Regions from separate parts of the Homo sapiens genome. Here region 1 is linked to region 2. A link is a loop called in an ENCODE intact Hi-C map of the cell type or tissue named here. Cell type or tissue: ascending aorta. All regions are shown on one strand.

Region 1 (4,000 bases), 190 kb after region 2:
TGTAGTTTTAGAAGAGACAGAGTTTTACCATGTTGGTCAGGCTGGTCTCAAACTCCTGACCTCAGGTGATCCACCTGCCACCTCCCACCTCCTGGGTTCAAGTGATTCTCCTGCCTCTGCCTCCCAAAGTGCTGGGATTACAGGCCTGAGCCACCATGCCCAGCCTGATACTTAGAAGTTTTGTTTGGAGACATCCCCCCAAAACAGAGTCATGTATTGCTTTAATGCCTGGATTCTCATTTTTAGTGATCTTGGGCAAACGCTGAATCTAATTGAAAATGATTCACTCACTAGTTTTGAAGGATTTTACATTTTCTATTTCTCTCCTGAAGTCTTGCATTTGAAGAAGAATATTTACCTAATGACCTTGTTCTAAAATTCACAGAGAAAAAGTAACTAATCCCCTCCCATCCCTTTCTTACAGTATTTTTCTTTTGATACCATTGTGTTTTGGGGGAAATCAGGATGAATGAAAAACACCTGCTGCTTTTTTAGAATGGGTTTCTATACACACTTGGCTTTGAGATCTATCAAAGAATAAACCTGTAATTTCAACTACTGGTAGTTTGAACCTACAAGTTACAAATGGGAGTCACAATTCCTATGGCAGGCGTTTTGTTAGGCTGTCAGGTAGCTCATTTTGCTGCTGTTTCCTATTTTTTTTTAACATTTTCTTTACATAAATAAAATGTAACACTGTGAAAAATGAAATTCCTGAACAAAAACCACATGATGAGGTGCACCAAAGAGCAGTTACATTATTCATTTCAAGTGGTTGGCTGATGTGGAATCTTCGTTGAATATTTCAGTGTTAGGAGTATTACTGAGGTTATAAACTGAGTAAGGAAACAAAATTGCTCTTGGTCAAGGATCAGCTATTAGCATTAAATAGCTTTTGAATATTTATGGAGAGCACATAACACCACGATGATGTTTAAAGGTCTCAGCAATATTTTTCTTTGTTTTTTTCTTTAATTAAAATAGCCATAGAATTGTTAAGTTCTAGAAAGAACTTCAGAATGAGGTGAGGGTAACCTTACCCCAGGGTACACAGGGTACACAGTTAGTTCTTAACATATCTAGTCTAAGTCCTAATCTGCCATCTTTGAGTCGTTACATCTTTCTAGAAAACCATACTTTTCAAGATAAATGAGAAAGGAGACTTTCCCAGACCCTTTAAGAAATTGCTTTTTTTTGTAGTTGGCCCATCCAATTTTATACAATTATTATTTTAATATTCTAATTTTACTCTAGTGACTCCAGAGAACTTTAAGGTACAACTCATAAAGGGACCAATATAATATGTTTCGCAAAAATCTCAGTTGGTTAGAACATGTTACAAAGAACCAAGTTTGCTGATTTGAATCCCATACAATGCTAGTTAATTTTCTAGTTTTGTGACCATAACAGCTACTGGTAACTTGTGAAAATATGTGCTAAGGGCCTTGAGAGTGGCAGTGGTGCCTGCCTCTCCTCAGTTTATCACTAGTAAGCCATATTCAATTTAAAGCTAGTCCTCGACTAACCATGAGTCAGCCCCACCACTTTAATTTAATTAATTAAATTTAAGTTAATTCTCAAGGAATTTATGTAATTGTCTTTAGTTTCAGGACTGCGATTAAGATTTAGGTCTCTTATTCTCTGTCCAGTGAATTTTCCATTACAGCCTAAATCCTTCTAAGGTCTCCTGGAAGACTGAAATTGGCCAAGTCTCCTCAATCACGTTTTTTTGAGTAAAACACAGATATCTTCATGCTGCACATATTCCATTAAATGTGTTTCTAACTTGCAGTTAGGACTTACAGGAGGCAGTCACTGAATCCTTCTACCCCTTTGTTTACCTCTGAAAACCAAGGCCATATTTACTTGGATTAATGGAGACCGAAGGGTTGGGACAGAAAGGAATGGGGAGGAACACAGAACAAAACAAAACACCAGTGCTTTCCAACGTTCTGAGTCACATTCAGGGTTGTAAAATGACTTATCGCCCTGAAAATGTTGGCAGAACATTCAGCATAGATCATACATTACAGGCACATGATGCAAATGCTTCTTGGCTCGTGATTACAGACCAGCAATTTCCTAGGCCCTATCGCAGTTCCAAATAACTCATTGTATTTGCTTTCTGAACTAAGTTTTTTGGACTGATTAAACGAAGCCTCCCAAAAGCATGCCTGGCACTGGGCATATATGACTTTGCTGTTTCTCACAGGATGGATGTGACCCTCTGTTGTTGCCCAGGGTTTCACAGAATATTTGCGCAAACACACATGATCTTCATTTCCTGGACTCTTCTCAGCTTAAGCATGCATATACAATGGGATCAAATTGGCCAGGGCGAGGCCCAGTCAATGCTCTAAGCTGATTTCACGTTTGACTATGTGGTAAACCACAGGTTCAACCACGCACTCTGATTTGCCCAATAAGTCAACCAAAAGAGTAATCGTATTTGTATTCAGCTATAACGACAGAGGTTTTCTTGACAGTATGGAAAATCTACAGCCTTATTGGATAGTAGGAGTTATGTTTTTATTACTTCACATTTTTAAGTTTCAGGGTACTCGTGCAGGATGTACAGGTTTGTTACATATGTAAACGTGTACCAAGGTGCTTTGCTGCACATATCAACCCATCACCTAGGTATTAAGCCCAGCATCCATTAGGTCCTTTCCCTAATGCTCTCCCTCCCCGAACCCCACCCCCCGACAAGCCTCAGTGTGTGTTGTTCCCCTCCCTGTGTCCATGTGTTCTCATTGTTCAGCTCCCACTTATATGTGAGAATATGTGGTGTTTGGTTTTCTTTTCCTGCATCAGTTTGCTGAGGATAACGCCTTCCAGCTTCATCCATGTCCTTGCAAAGGACATGATCTCATTCTTTTTAATGGCTGCATAGTATTCCATGGTGTATATGTACCACATTTTCTTTATCCAGTCTATCGTTGATGGGCATTTGGGTTGATTCCATGTCTTTGCTATTGTGAATAGTGCTGCGATGAACATAAATGTGCATCTATCTTTATAATAGAATGATTCACGTTCCTTTGGGTATGTACCCAGTAATGGGATTGTTGGGTCAGAGTTATGCATTTTTATTTGTAACTATTTTTAAGAAGATAGAAATAAAATGGTGAGATGGAATATACATATTCAAAGAACAGACATCAAAAGTATTTCAATTTTCATATAAGGATTAAGTTATTCACATAAATAATTAACTTGGACAAAATGTTTGTATTAATAATGAAGAAGTAAGACATGCTTATTTGACTGCTTTTTCCCATTATCTGATTGAGACTCTGGGCTGCTCACTGATTAGATGCTGGCTAGAACAGGTAGGTAATTCTAGCAAAATCTATGGGAATAGCTTCTTGTAGGAAAAACAGCTAAGTAAATTCAATACATTTTATTTTCCTAAGTACTCATGTTGAGCAACATGTTTATTTCAACAAACTCATGTTGGTCTCTTGGCTTACTCACCATAGCCTATACAATGATTCTGAGAATTATTACTTCGACTACTACCATGAGGAAACTTAGAGATTCATTTTACTCTTTCTCCAGGAGATAAAACCATAGAACCTGATGATTTCAACTTGTTTTATCCTTTTGGTCAATCCTTTGTGGATATCAAACTTCTTTTTGACTAGAACCTTTGATTCATTAATTCCCAGTGAACCACAGCAACAATGCGAAATCTATCGTATCTTAAGCTAATTTGTGTTCTAAGAATGAGTTATTGTTTGTAAATCTTTTTTTGTTTGTGTCTGAGACAGTTTCACTCTGTAGCCCAGGTTGGAGCACAGTAGTGAAATCATGGCTCACTGCAACCTCCACCTCCCAGGTTCAAGCGATTCTTGTGCCTCAGCCTCCCTAGTAGTGGGGACTACAGGCACCCACCACTATACCTGGCAATTTTTTGTATTATTAGTAGAGAATGGGTTTTGTTGTTGTTGGCTAGGCTGGTCTCGAACTGCTGACCTCAAGTGATCCTCCAACCTTG
Region 2 (4,000 bases):
GACCAGTCTGGGAAACATGGTGAAACTCTGTCTCTACTAAAAATAGAAAAAATTAGCCAGGTATGGTGGTAGGCACCTGTAATCCCAGCTATCTGGGAGGCTGAGGCAGAAGAATTGCTTGAACCCGGGAGGTGGAGGTTGCAGTGAGCAGAGATCATGCCACTGCACTCCAGCCTGGGCAACAAGAGTGAAACTGCATCTCAAAAAAAAAATGTACATTAATATTACGGTGCTTTATTTAGCCATTAAAATGGCGGTTATGAAAGTTAGGCAGAAACATGAAAACACGTTTGATATGTTAGCTGGAAACAGCAGATTATAAAATAGCACATACTACCTGATGTGCAAAAAGCATCCGTGGAAAGTTCTAGAATATGACATGCAGTACTTTTTAAAAAGAAAATAATTAAGATGGGTATTGGCAATTTTTAAATTTGCTCTTTTCTATAATCTTGTTCTTAAAAATAACAAAATCAGACAAACATGAAGACAGAGTCATGAATAGGAAATAAAAACTTAGCAAATTAATACAACACAAATGTCAGGAAAAAGAAGTTCCAGTAACGTCCGCACATTTCTCCTCATTTGTATTTCCTGTTTGGGTTCTGGTCTAGCTCCTATGAAGCCATGTTTTGGGGAAGGTATTTGGAAGACATGACACTGTGCAGAACCACTTTTAACAAAAATCCCTCAATTGAACATTTTCATATTTCAAAAATTGCCAAAAACGCATTTGCTAGGAAATACCATTTACAGTCAGTGAAGCCCAAGAATTAACTCTGCCAAGGTAGTCAGCTTAGACAGGATGCATGAACTCTGCCCTTTCTAGCTCCTTGTGTTCTAATTTTTCTGGGCCTCTGAGAGATGAGGAGGTCAGAGTGCACTTTTTTAGGAGCATTCAGAGAAAGACTTTATGTCATACATTCTGCCCATTCAGTTTCACCATAAGCTGAGGCCTGGGGGTGGGGGTGGGGGTAGGGGAGAGGTCAGAGGAGGAAACCAAGTTTCCCTTGACCCTTCAAGGGCCCTAATAAGGCTTTCTGGAAAAGTTCGCTTTTCCTTTCTTTACTCTTTTTTTAAATTTTTTGAGATGGATTCTTACTCTGTTGCACAGGCTGGAGTGCACTGGTGTGATCTCTGCTCACTGCAACCTCCACCTCCTAAGTTTAAGCGATTTTTCTGACTCAGCCTCCCAAGTAGCAGGGACTACAGGCACCCACCACCACACCTGGCTAATTTCTGTATTTTTAGTAGAGACAGGGGTGGTTTTGCCATGTTGGCCAGGCTGGTCTCGAACTCCTGACCTCAAAGGGATCCATCCACCTTGGCGTCCCAAAGTGCGGGATTATAGATGTGAGCCTCCGCACCTGGCCAAATTTCGCTCTTCTATCTGAAGTCCCAGAAAGTTGACCACATTCCACCTCACACCTTTAATGCCCCCCTGAAGCCCAAAAATTCAATATGAGGATTCCTTCCAGCGAGTCAGCTGGTGTCATTTAAATAAGACTGTCCTCCCTCATTGCCAAGGCTTCCCGACCTCCCCCCTGGGGTGAAATTGGAGGACCTCACGTTCACAGGCCACTCCTTACACCTCTGCCTCCGAACAGTCTTCCCACTAGCAGATCTGCGCATCCCTGAACCCCACAAGGTGCATTTCAAGCAACCCCAACCACTTCTGCACAGGTGTGGGGCGGGAGCAGGGCCTTGGCTATGAACTCAAACCAGGATGCAAGAGAAAGCAAAGCAGGCCTACCTTAAAACTTTCCAGTTTTTCAGAGGATCCAAGTCAGAGACCAAGGAAACCATTGTCTAGGAGCCGGCTGAGGGCGAGTCCGGAGAGGAGGAGGCGGGGATGGGGTGCTGGGGAACAGACGGAGGATTCTGGACCCAGGCCGGGCCCTGGCGCCCCGCGGCTCCCTCCTTCCCGGGCTGACACGCACTTTTCCTGACTTCTCTCCACCCCGCAAATCAATCCTGCGCTCTCCTCCGTCCCACACCCGGCTCCCAGCTCCACACCACCTTTTAAAGCCCCGGTAATCTGCTCCAACTGATCAAATTTGACCTTTTTGTAGCCCACTTTATTCCAAGCACAGCTCTCACTTAAATCTCTCTTTATTAACACCGTCCTCCTTGGCTTTCTTTGGGAACAAACACAGATCAAGCCTGAAGCCTCTGGACTTTACCAGCAATCATTCGCAGATTACTGCAAGCTGCAGCCTTCCCCTCCTTGGGGGTATTTCTCCTGCCTCGGAGATTTTGCTTTTCTTATTCCTGGCAGGAGACTGGTTAGGTTTCTTTCCTCCTTTTTTCGTGGCTTAGGCTCTGGGACTCTGACACTGGGCTTAGAGCTACCCTCAGAGGCTGTAACTACTTTACTGCTGGGATTTGTTTTTTAAAAATAATTTGGAACAGGACTGCAAACAAGCTAGACTTTACTGTGTGTTTTCTGGCAGGGATTTTTTGCTACACTGCTCCCCCACCCTTTGCTGGCTTTCTTGTGTTTTTAAATAACATGAAGGAGGAAATGCAGAATCTCTTTAAACATAAAGAGAAAAGGGTATAGGCTACCCCCTACTCGCCCCCCACCTTGTGTATCTTGTCATTTACTGAAAACCAAACATCCTTCCAATACTCGTTTGAAATTGTGCATGAGAGATGTTTTAAGATATCCAGGCAGTATTGTTTTCCTGTACTGTTTGTTCATAGTTTGTCTCCTTATCCCTTCGCCCCGTATGGGTTCTTCGGGACTGTACTGATTTCTTATTTTCATAAGCACTGCCTCTTAAGCAGAGGCTTCTATGCTTGGAGGGTCCTGGTTTGAACTAAGACCTCCGCAGCTGAAGCTCTTCCTCCTGCCCTCAGGATCCTGGAAGTAGCCGACCTTGAAATCATCTGGTCCAGTGGCTTCCGGACCATGGCTGGCCAGCCCGTCAAGATTTCTGCTGCAGCTGCCTGCAACATGAGCTTTACTTGATAGTCTTTCTTTATATTAAATTCCTCTTTTTCTTACGCTTATTTTTAAAAGGGATTTTTAAAGTCATTCCCATAAATGGAAAATCAGCTTCACTGGTCTTTGGTAGAAGGCAAATGCAGGGAATAACTAAAATAAAACAATTATTATTATGCCCAGACACTGAGACCAGCTAAAGGCTCTGATTTAGGTCTTTTTTTTTTTTCTCTTTGTTGCAAAGAGAGTTTACGCAATGTTAAGAGTGTTAAGAACATACCTGCACCAGCCAGAGACTTCCCTGAGAAGGAAGAGGGAAGACTGAAAGAAAACATATTGTGATTCAGTGCTTTGTCATGTCCTTGTTACTTGAAAGCATCAGCCCGGAGGAAGGGTCCCAACTTCTTCCCTTCAAGCAGAGCCTTCTAAGAAAGAGAATCTCTGTTCTTTCCTGGGGGGAAGATGCTCCCACAGGTTTTGGAAGCAGGCTACTTTTACTGTCAGGAAGTTTTTGCCACTCCAAACGCCTATCCCAGCATTGTAAATCCCTTTCTTACCAGCCTGTTCTCCATGGACCCGTGGATCTTAACATATGCAGCTAACCCTCTGTTTAGATTTGTTTTCTCTTTAGCAGTCATGGATACTTTCCCTAATGGCTGTGAATGACTTTCTTCAGAAGTGCAACTGTCTCTAGACTAAAATTAAAAGAGAATTTCATACCTCGTACAAAAATCATTGCCTTTCTGGGACTTCAAGCTTCTTCCTGGGCTGTGTTATCCCACTGTGAATCTCAGACCACAGCGTAATCATGTGCAAACATTTACATAACACTTTTAATCTCCAAGTACTTCACCAAATGTGGGTGATAATAATAGCTTTTATACGGAGTGTACCTCCAAAGGGTTCCGGGTGCTTTGATAATTAATGAAATGTTTTTCCCTTTAGAAAGTTAGCAAGAGAGTAGCAAAAGATTATAATGAAATAGTGTCCGCAACTATAATGACATCATCCTCATCCTTAGCCCACGGCACCAGGGAGATTCAGGTCTGGGGA

What was found. A loop is a pair of places that touch in the nucleus more often than their neighbours do. Peaks named below come from ENCODE experiments on the same cell type or tissue, not always from the same donor. Only the 100,000 strongest peaks of a DNase experiment are listed, where the experiment ranks them.
Region 1: a loop joins it to region 2, with 3 times the contacts of the local background. A loop is called at or near these places in 1 of 110 quality-filtered maps.

Annotation. Positions count from the first base shown.
Region 1 is chr10:10,603,974-10,607,973 of GRCh38, reverse strand. It overlaps a transcript of CELF2 not described here. Among named protein-coding and RNA genes, the nearest start is that of CELF2-DT, 140 kb to the right of the region's middle. In ascending aorta, no CTCF peak of the experiment used is centred here; a DNase peak (open chromatin) is centred at 2,093; H3K27ac peaks cover 2,331 bases.
Region 2 is chr10:10,796,571-10,800,570 of GRCh38, reverse strand. It overlaps a transcript of CELF2 not described here. Among named protein-coding and RNA genes, the nearest start is that of LINC00710, 150 kb to the left of the region's middle. RefSeq lists enhancers at 1,308-2,001, 2,002-2,696. In ascending aorta, a CTCF peak has its summit at 2,366; DNase peaks (open chromatin) are centred at 1,633, 1,882, 2,889 and 3,996; H3K4me3 peaks cover 4,000 bases; H3K27ac peaks cover 4,000 bases.